2 separate regions of the Homo sapiens genome follow, and region 1 is linked to region 2. Evidence: read pairs that join two places in POLR2A ChIA-PET (ENCODE). Cell type or tissue: MCF 10A. All regions are shown on one strand. Each heading gives the region's core, and the rest is flanking DNA. Links, peaks and the distances in the headings are about the cores only.

What was found. Peaks named below come from ENCODE experiments on the same cell type or tissue, not always from the same donor. Only the 100,000 strongest peaks of a DNase experiment are listed, where the experiment ranks them.
Region 1: POLR2A ChIA-PET joins it to region 2 with 7 read pairs; 2 of 35 experiments call an interaction of 5 or more read pairs at or near these places.

Annotation. Positions count from the first base shown.
Region 1 is chr14:70,016,865-70,022,233 of GRCh38, reverse strand. The region is part of intron 10 of SMOC1 (SPARC related modular calcium binding 1); the gene reads right to left. Among named protein-coding and RNA genes, the nearest start is that of SNORD169, 41 kb to the right of the region's middle. RefSeq lists an enhancer at 1,128-1,422. In MCF 10A, for the core only: no CTCF peak of the experiment used is centred there; no DNase peak of the experiment used is centred there.
Region 2 is chr14:69,655,879-69,661,247 of GRCh38, reverse strand. SUSD6 (sushi domain containing 6) reads right to left here. Exons shown (of 6, transcript NM_014734.4): 2 at 2,535-2,735. The coding sequence starts at 2,655. Among named protein-coding and RNA genes, the nearest start is that of SUSD6, 47 kb to the right of the region's middle. RefSeq lists an enhancer at 2,769-3,549. In MCF 10A, for the core only: no CTCF peak of the experiment used is centred there; DNase peaks (open chromatin) are centred at 2,397 and 3,097.

The DNA of each region.
Region 1 (5,369 bases), core at 296-5,295, 360 kb before region 2:
TAACTACTATTTACAATTTTTAAAGCCAATAATGGGTCTATTACAGAGGGGCTGCCTGGGTTCACTAACGAGGAGAATGGAACCCCATGAGCCCCATGGCTCCTGTTCCCAGGGCTTGGCACTGAGTGACTGTGATCTAGGCCCTTGTGCAACTTCCCCTGGGGAAGGAGAAAAAGATTGATGTTGGGAGTCCCACACATTCACATCCTCAGTGTGCAGGGCGCTGGGACAGAGCACATGACTACCAGAGGTCAGAAGTGGGGCAGAGGGCTCACTGTTCCAGAGGGATCCTAGATCAGGGTCGAAGGCCTGTCTGCACATTCTGAAGCTGTTCCTGGTGGGGAAACTATTCAAGGCACTTGTCATGCCACCCTGACTTCTCTGGGGTTTGCTGAGTTTTCCAGAAGGGAGATAATCTCTGACCCCTCCCCTGTGAACAAGCCAGCAAACTCCCTCCTCTTCCACCCCACCAAGTAACGTCCAAGTTCAGGGAAAAAGAAGTTCCATTATGCGGGGGGAAAAAAAGCCAGTCATCCATCCCTGTTAGATGCCTATTCCTAATTAGCTGAATTTCAGTCTTGAGCAGGTAATCCGGGCATCCTGGACTGATTCCAGGAGGATGCAATTAGTGGATCTGCCAAGGGGACCTCATCGTGACAGGTTTAACTCAAAGAGTACCTGGCGGAAGGTGTGAGGGAGCCGTGGAGAGCTGCCAGCTGCCTCTAACTTTTAGGAAATCTGCTTAGTCTGTCATGGAAACCAGGCTCAGGAGGTCTTTGAAACAGGCATGAAGTTATTCACTGAAGAACTCAGATTTTGTCTCTGCCAGCATACACAGTATTCTGGTGTTTTCCATCTTTCCCTATTTTACCTGCAATATTCACTGTTAAGACGGCCCCTGCAGTGCATACCAGCTGCAAAGGCAGAAAATTTTGTTGGAATTCTATTGGTGCAGGTAGGGGAGTGACCTGCCTGTCCCTGCCTTTCCCCAAACAGCAGGGAGGACACAGGCTGTGGAGCAGAGACAGAAGGCCCCCAAGGAAGGAACTCAGTTCTCTCAAGCAATGAGGGAGGCAGTCAGGGACCTTCCTGCTCAGCCCCTCCTGCCAGGGAGCCATGAGAGTTCCAAGGCAAAGGCAGCTCTTCCTTTAACCTTTAGGCTCAGTATAGCGTAATGTCTACCTAGAGGCTGGAATAATAAAGCCTCAGTCACTGAGACGGGAAGGGATGAGGTCATCCCACCCAGAGGCCCTGCCAGGGGAGGCGCACTCCCTCCAACACGTGTTTCTGGGGCTCCCGCCTGTCCAGCTTTCAGCCACTCCATTGATAGAGCTCTGCCACCCTCCTTTGGGCTATTTTGCAGCAAGAAGCAGTTCTTCTTCTGACTTTACAACCTCCAAGAGTTTCCTTCCATGCCTGAGAGTGACCATCATCTGACTCCTGCCCCTTTCCCTGCCTTTCTTCTGATTTTCCCTTCCTGACATCTCCTTGCCAGAAGAACAACATTTTGACTCTCTTCACTCCCATCAAGGCCTCCCAGTGCAGGGCAGCCACGACTTCTGATTGCTGCCCCCCACCCTGCCTGGCTCCCAGCTGAGCCACTGGGCTGAGATGTGCAGCATTCACTTCCTCAGGAGAGATCCTCTGAGCCCCTCCAGGTAGTGCCTCTGGGCTCCCTCTAACACTGGCATGACTCACAGCCTGCCCTGTGAGGCCCGAGGGTCCTGTTGCCTTCCTTCCTCCTTCCCAGCTAGCATGATATTCTCTGCTTCTGAACTCCTTCGGCTGCCAAAACAACCCTCAAATCCCTAAATAAGAGAGCCCTACCTCTACCTGTAAGCTGGGTAGCCCTAGGGTCATCTTTGGAATCCAACACTTTGGCCAGGCCAAACTCCAAGTACATTAATAGCAGAAAATTTCAGCTTTGAGTCCATGAGGGATTGTGAACCCTCTGAGAGCCTACACAAAGATGTGAGCTCTCTCTCTAGAGAAATGGACATACACAGAGAAGTCTGCAGATTTCAGATTAATGGACTCCCTAAATCCATTCAAAGTCCATGGACTCAGGTTAAAAAAAAAAAAGACAAAAACAAAACAAAACAAAACCCTTGATCTAGAGGAATGGAGGCTCTAGCCATGGCCCAAGAAGAATATTTAAGCATGATGCTTAAAGAAGAAGATGGAGTCAGACAAAAGACAGTAGCTGGAAGGGTTTGGGGATAGTTTCCCTACTTCCAACAAAACTATTGAAGGCAATGGATTTAAAAACTCTGTAAATCAAGTTTCTGGCCTGGCAACAGCCTTAAGTCACAGATGAAGTTGACAGCAGGTACCCACTATGCTTTGTACAAGCTCTTGGCTAAGACTTAGATCCAGCAGGAGTCCTAGCATAGCAGTAAGTCTGTGCAAAAGAAGACCCAAGAGGCCTCTGTTAACTGAACAAAATCTGAGATTTTTCCTGGGGGAGTGCTGGATAGGCATGGAGCAGGGAGGCCTCCCCCAGAGCTTCAGGAATCTCTCAAGCAGTCTTTGCTGGAGACTTTCCATCACAGTTAGACCCCCTCAACCACAAAGCCATAGCCCAAGAAAGCCCAAAGCCTTGCCCCTTCCCCTCCCAGCTCCAGGATTACACTGGCCTCAGGCTCCCAACCTGTCTCACACAAGCACACATATATTCCACTGGAGGTCAGGACTGCCGAATTCAAAGCTGGTCATCAGGCAAAGGCTGGGGACCTAAGTTAGAGGGAGCAAGAGCTCCTTAGGATCAGTGTAACAGCACTCGCTTGTCCACACTGCAGACTTCTCCATGGGTAAAGTACTACTTCTACTAAAAGGGCTCACTGGGTAGGTACAATATCCAAGTTTCCTTGGATATGGTATGAAAAGACACACCCAAATGATACCAGATTCCAGATTTTAGAAGACTATGGTTCAGACAACATAAGCCAAATAACGTTGGTGTCTGCCCTACCTCTGGGCTGTTTTTGTGACTGTCCTGTTGACTTCTGCCTCCAGGGATGAGGAAACCCACTAGAGCCAAGTTCCTCCCCAAACTGGCCCCAAGGAGCCTTCTCCCAGTTTCAGAGGTGGCATAGGCTACACTTCTCCCACAGCACTTTCAGTTTTGCTTCTGCAGCCTCAGCCCCACCAGGCCTTGGCTGCAATGCACAGCTGGAGAGCCAGCTCCGTTTACCACAAGGAAACCTGCTTTGGCCAAGATCTCGGGCCCAGTTCTGCTGTCCTAAGCAGTTTTAGAGAAGGTAAGGCGGGACGGCCTGGAGGCACTAGCCAAGCCAAGCAGACCAACTGAGCCCCGTCTGGAGTTGGGTCCAGGCCCCGCCAGCTGTGCGGGTGCGGCTGGGAAATGCCAAGTCAGCCACATTCCAGCCTCTTCCTTGCAAAGCCATCAACAGGCAACCACACTGGGCAGGAAGGAGGAAGCCACAGTACAGTCTCCCCTCAGGGGACCACGTGAAGGGCCAAGAGGCTCACACAGCCCTTCCCACCTCCCCTCAAAGTTGACTTTCCCTGGGGGAGGGTGAAGCCAGGAGAGGGTTCCCCTGCTCTAGAAGACTCTGCCGGCTGAGATCTCAGAAATCTTCCTTTGGGACTGATAAATGCTAATGGGTGCTGTGGGAAGGCTGTTCTAAGGGGGAACACTGCCTCCTGGAGCCCTGGCCAGAGGGGCCAAAGGGATAACTCACTCACACAGAAAACATTCACCAAGAGGGACTATCATCCATTGATATTTGCAATGCACACCCTCCCACGCACCTGCCATAGAGTTTTCACAGACACCCCATTCTACTCTGCCTATTTTTAGATCTTTGTAGCACTGTTTTTTGCTAATAAATCAGGCCAGAAAAGGGAGTAGATGCCTCCCACTCTTCTACTCCCTGCATGTAGCAAGTCTTGAAATCCTATTGATTTCTTTACAAAAGCTTCAGCAAATCATCCCTTTCCCACGGTCCATGCCCTCATCACCCTTCATGCTGACACTTGCTATCGTCTTCCTGCCTGCCTTGCTCCCCTCCAATCCTGCTTCCATAGTGCCATCAGGATGACTCTGCAAAAATGCCCACCTAACCCTGCAGCTCCCTTCTGCCCTGCATCTTGACTCCCAGGGCCTGGCACCAGCTGGGCTCTGCTCAACTCTGCAGCCTCATCTCCTACCTGTCCCCAGCCTGACTCCCAAACATAAACCATACTACTTCTTACAATTCCTTCCACACTTCCTACCCTGTTCACACCTCACTACCCACATGGTCCCCTCTGCTGGAAGGCCCTTACCCCTGGTCCATCTAGGTCAGGCATTTTCCCACTCATAAGGGAAGATGGGGCTCCACTGTTGCTCCCATGGAAGGCCTTCCCTCACATGCTCTGGCTCCCCAGGGTCCCTGCAACACTTTCTCAGCCTCTATTATCCTACCGACTTTATACTGCAGTCATATGGTTGTTCTGTATCTCCCTTCCAGACCAGAAATGATCCCCTTTTCTTCAGATGCCCCAGAACCTAGCATGGAGCTCATACCAGGGGCGGGTTGAAACGTGAGAGCTGATGCAAAGCCAACATCTCCATGCCTGACAGGAAGTAGACTGGGAGGAAGGCACCTTTTTTCTGCACTGTCCAAACATCTTCTATCCCTTTTTCCCACTGTCCCCAAGTGAGACTGTTTCCCTGGCCCCAGCTGATGTCCAGCTTTAACTACTAGAGTCTGAGAGGATAAAGGAGGGATCAGATGCGGCTTCCTTAACCTCATGCCTGTAGCCCCAACTCTGCCTGAATTCCACAGCCAAGGCCAAAACTCAGAATGCCTGGATTTCCTAATTGTCTTCGTCAGTCCTGTTCCAGACATGCTACCTGACCTCCAGCTGCCTCATACCTCTGCTCCTCCATCAAACAAGAGGGACAACTGGCCAGGGTCTGTCTGCATGGCGCTCCAAGTCCCTGGGTCCTGGCCAGGGTACCCTCGGGCCCTGGTTACAAAATAGCACCACAGTAAACTTGACAGCTGGCTCCAGCCTTATACTTGGTCTTGTGGTGGTTGGTTGACCCTCTGATGTGTGCCAGAAAGAGGTCTTATCGAGACAGGGATCCATCCATCTATCCCCCGTCCCTCTAGCTATTTATTCATTTATCATATTTTACTGGGCACCTACTATGTTCCAGACACTAGTCTAAGCTCTGGGAATACAGGAGGGAAGAAGACAGAAAATGTTTCTTCTCTCATAGAACTTAAATTCTCCTTGGGTTTAGGGAGACAGATAATATATCAACAAGCCAGCAAAATATCAGACCGTGATATATGCTAGGCTGAGTTAAAAAGGGGTGCTGAGGTACAGGGTGAACAGGCAGCTCCTACAGATTG
Region 2 (5,369 bases), core at 310-5,309:
AGGGGTAAATAGGATAGCTTAATGACACTAGAGAGGCTTAAGGCAGACATTATGCCACTAACACCACACGCCAGGGCAGTTTCCTTAGAGGAGCCTTGGAAGAGGCAGGTCACAGTGGTATGCCAGGCACCAGGCTAGGTCCTGGCCCTACCATTAGCTGTGAGATTCTGGGCAGCAAGTGCACAGTTCTCTGAAGCCCAAGCTGGTTTTGACTAGGCCTTCCTTCCTTCCTGCTCTGACAGTCATTCCATTCACATGCATACTTATTGAGCACCATTTGTTCTGGGCTGGGGAAGAACCTCTTTTACAAAGACCCAAATATTTTAAAGCCTCAACATTTTAGGCTTTTCAGGCCACATGGTCTTTGTCATAACGACTCAACTCTGCCACTGCAGCACAAAAGCAGCCATAGACAATATATACATGAATGAGCACTGCTGTGTTCCAATAAAACTTTATAGACATTGAAATTTAAGTTTCATATACATTTTTACATGTCATGAAATATCTTTCTGATTTTTCCAACCATTTAAAAATATAAACAGTTAACTGGAAGGTTCTACAAAAGCAGATGGCAGGTAGGATTTGGCCTGTGGGCCAGTTTGCCAACTTCTGCTCTAAAGACACAGTGGTGAATAAGAGAGTCAACCACACTCTGTGGTTCTGCAACTAGCACTTCTAGAGGCCTCCTCTGGTTTTGGGGTGACCCTATGAAAGGAGGCTCTGCTTCATTTTGTTGCACATTGGTATAGCCTGGTCTTCTCTTCCTTTGAAACCTCATATAACCATGATGGCCACATTGTGGGGTCCCAATCATCATGGCCCCCTGGGCTGTGCCAGGGGCTCCTCATGCCTAGGGGGAAAAGGCTTGGGTTAAGTGTCAGAATAGGGTGGAAGGAAAGGCACATCTATATGTTGGTAGTGGAGAAGGCTACAATGAACAAAAAAATCTGTAATTGTTTCTTCCAACAATTCAGAAAAGAAAAGAAAAAAAAGATTAGCTGAGACTGTGCCATTATCTGTTTATGTTGGATAAGTGGGTGGTGGGAGCTGATAGAGAATGAAAGAAGTAGCACTAAACTATGGAGGCTCTACAGCCACAATATACCACTCCCCTACTGTCCCCACCAAAGTCCCCTTCCAGGATCTAGTTCTGAGATCCCTCTCCAGGAAGCACTGGACAAGGAAACTGCCATGTATGTGTTTCTAACAAAGTCCAGTAGGAACACCAGTATTGGTGAGTTCAATGATGATTCTGGAGTGTAGACACAGAGGTAGGTTGTGGCACACCACCCAGAGGCCTACCGTACACACCCAAACATGTCCTTTAAGGACATTTTGTCTAGAAGATCACACAAAGACTGCCTAGAAGGGTCTCTGGAGCACTGTTGAAGGCAACAAGGGCTGTACAAACTCAAAAAGGTTCAATGGGCCGAGCACGTGGCTGACGCCTGTAATCCCAACATTTTGGGAGGCCAAGGTGGGTGGATCACCTGAGGTCAGGAATTCAAGACCAGCCTGGCCAACATGGTGAAACCCCGTCTCAACTAAATAATAAAAAAATTAGCTAGGTGTGGTGGCATGAGCCTGTAGTCCCAGCTACTCGGGAGGCTGAAGCAGGAGAATCGCTGGAACCCGGGAGGCAGAGGTTGCAGTGAGCCACGATCGTGCCACTGCACTCCAGCCTGGACAACAGGGTGAGACTCTCTGAAAACAAACAAACAAACAAACAAACAAACAAAAAGGCTCAATGGGGCATGTCTAGCCCCTGCTAGGGCCCGTCCAGCTCACCATCTTCAACCACAAAGTCCTTAGAATCATCAAAGCATTTACTGAGGGGCAAAGAAGTGACTTTAAATGTTATTCCAGGTAAACCCATTCATCTGATGGAGGGAAAAACTGAGCCCTAGAATGGTTAAGTCGCTTGCCCAAGATCACAACATTTGTAGTGTCAGTGACCGGGTCTTATTTTCACTAAATTACAATACTTCAACTACCCACTCATTCTGAGAAAAAGCGCAGAAAGACGAACAAACAAAAGACAGCTAACAATCATTACATACTTATTTTATTACCTCAATCTTCACAACCACCCAGTGAGGTAGGTATTATTATTATCCCATTCTGCAGCTGAGGAAACAGAGCCTTGCAGCAGTAAAATAACTTGTTCAGAGTCACAGGGCAGGCAAGTAGTGAGAATGGGCACTGAACACAGGCAGTCTGATTCCAAAGTCTGTCCCCTTAACCTGCATATTGTGCTCTGAACCTTACACCTCTGTCCTCCTGATGATGATTATGGCTGGGGGAGAGGGGTGACAAGGTTACCACCAGCAGGCTCCCACACGCCCCTCCTCCAGGTGACTCATTAGACCTCAGAAGGACTGGCTCCCTGCTATATTTACCACAAAAGCCCTCCACCCTCTGCTCTCCCTGAAACCGCCTGCCAGGAGGAGAGTCCCCTGTCCTAGTCTTCGAGAGAAACAATGGTATTAAATATTTTCCCACCCACACACAGAAGGCAGGTCAGGACTTACCGGAAGCAAGTCCGTCTCCAAGCAGGGTGCAAAGGATCACTAGCGGAAGGAACACTCCATGTCCCACGGAGGCCACGGCAAACACTGAGGTGCTCTTTGGTGCTATCCTGCCATGGCACATCTTTTATCCGTCCAAGTTTTTTTAAAAAGAAAAAATTTAAAATCCAGAAGAATCCTAAAGTCGGCCGGGAGCTGATTCACCTGTAACAAACAAACAAGGACATAAAGTGAAAACTTCAGCCATAAGTTAGTTAAAAGCAGCCACTTTGGTAAGGAAGCCATAATCACACACAAAGTTGAGAGAATTCTAGCAACTATTCGAATCCCTGCTGCCAGGAGAGGCAAGCACAGAAGTGGCTTTTCAACTCCTCCCTGGGGAAACAAGGCCTGCAGCGTGCAGAAGCCAGGAGGTGAGCTCTGTCTCACCTGGATGGCAGTCAGGCACAGCAGGGCTTTCAGAAACTGCCCAGCTCTGCCCCACCGCCTGCCTGGAGGCTCCAGCAGAGAGACGGCTATTGACACAGAGCTGCTACACCCAAGTCAGGCTTTGCCTTTGCCACTTGGACTCAGAACAAGTTCAACTAACCAAAAGGAAAAAAAGAGAGAGAACACGTGTCGTAAAGAGAGAATACACCGCCTAGAGAAGGAATGCAGCAGTGGGAGCTGAGGGCCCCAGCCTGCTTGCTAAACTGCCAAAGGCTGATGAGCCGGAGGACCTGACTCGACAGCCGTGAATCTCATTAATCAAGGCTCACCCAACACACCTGTGACCACATTATGTTGGCTGTCCCTGAAAAAGATGAGACGGGGGGAGGCATGGAGAATGGGCTGCAATTGCTAACTAGCCCTACCACCCACCCACTCTAGTTCAGACAAAGACTTCAGAAAAATAGGAACCAGTAGAGAGACAGAGAGAGAGTGAGAAAGAGTGTGTGTATCAGAGCTCAAGACTTTAAAGATTCTTTTCTATAAGCCTTTAGGGAGGTAAATGGGTTGACGATACATTACAATACATTATGGTGTGGGCCTATTATATTTCAGTTAACTTATTTAATTTCATTTGCCAGTTATTTTAGTTTACAACAGGTATTCCATATAATATTACACTTCTTTTTTTTAAGTTACACACACACACCCCCTTCTCCATTAATAAGGCTTTATATGCATAGATTAGGGAGTCTGCCATCTATAACCCTAATAAAGGATGCCCCTGGGACTCTGCCAGGGATACTACCCAGATCTGATTTTGTTTTTTTTTTGAGACACAGTCTTGCTCTGTTGCCCAGGCTAGAGTGCAATGGCACAATCTTGGCTCACTGCAACCTCCACCTCCCGGGTTGAAGTGATTCTCCTGCCTCAGCCTCCCAAGCAGCTGGAATTACAGGTGCCCGCCACCACACCCAGCTAATTTTTGTATTTTTAGTAGAGATGGGGTTTCACCATGTTGGCCAGGCTGGTCTCAAACTCCTGACCTCAAGTGATCCGCCATCTCAGCCTCCCAAAGTGCTGGGATTACAGGCGTGAACCACTGCACCTGGTACCAAATCTGATTTTAATCTGTGTCTGAAGCATGACTCAGGCCTACTCTCCCCTCCTAAAGAGGGTAACTGAAAACAGCAACGTAAGTTGTCTCTGTCCAAAGCAAGACTCTCTGTGAGAATTGTCAAAGGTTCATGAACAGAGCTGGCCACTGGTCCTCACCCATTTCCCTCTAATAATTGTGACTATAGCAGTCTTCTGTCCCCAGGTTTCACCCAGACTCCAGTTTGAGCCTTTAAAACTGTAGAACAGGGATGGTTCATGCAGAGGTCTGGGATGGAGTCTGTGAGTGACCACCAAACAGTACACAAAACTGTGTGTCGAATGTGTGCCCATTTATGTGGCTAAGAACAGTAAAGTCAGAATGCCTGGATTCAAATCTGTTTCTTTATTATGACCTTGTGGTCAAGTCATATAACCTCTCTTAGCCTTAGTCTCCTCATCTGTAAAATAGGGATAGTAACCATACTAACTTCGTAGAGTTGATGTAAGGATTAGGATAGACAAAGTGCCTGGCAAAGTGCTTGGTGCTTTGTAAGTCCTCAGTAAACACTGGCTGCTGCTGCTGTTGTAATCATTAATAAGACCTGCACAGTAGGGGCCTTAGAGTTCCTCAAGTTCCACCATCTCATTTGACAGATGCCAAATTAAGGTCCAAAGTGGTTAAGGGATATACTCAGAGGCCCCAGCTGGTCAGTGACAGAACTGGCAATGGGCCCTTTGGTATTGCTGTTTTAGGTGCAGTCACACCAGGTAACCCTACCGGGCAGTTGTCATCCCCTCAAGGCAATAACCAGTGGATCATCAAGAATGACACCTGCATGTGCCACATCACAGCACGTGTATAAAAAATATTTAAGCAGTGAATAAATGAGGCCACATAAGGTAGTGCTTAGGTGTTTTGTGCATAAGTGGTGGTAGTCAGGAAAGACTGCCTAGAGGAGGTGATGCTGAGTCCTAAAGGATGTGAGAGGGAGGGAGGGAGGGAAGAATGGAGGAATAGGGAGGGAGGGAAGAATGGAGGAAGACGGAGGGAGGGAAGAATGGAGGAAGAGGAAGAGGAAGGGAAAGGAAAGGAGGAAGGAAGGAAAAGAAAAAAAAAAGGAAGCACCAAATACAAGTGGATCAGAGTACTATGGGAGCACATTACTCCTGGCAGAGGCTGGAGGCAGGGGCTAAGCAGAGGGGTTTAAACTTTACCCTTACAAGGATTCTAAACAGGGAAATTATAAGACTAAACTCATTTAGGAAGATCATACTGGCAGGGATTTTAGAGGATTTTGGTGGGGTGTGAGG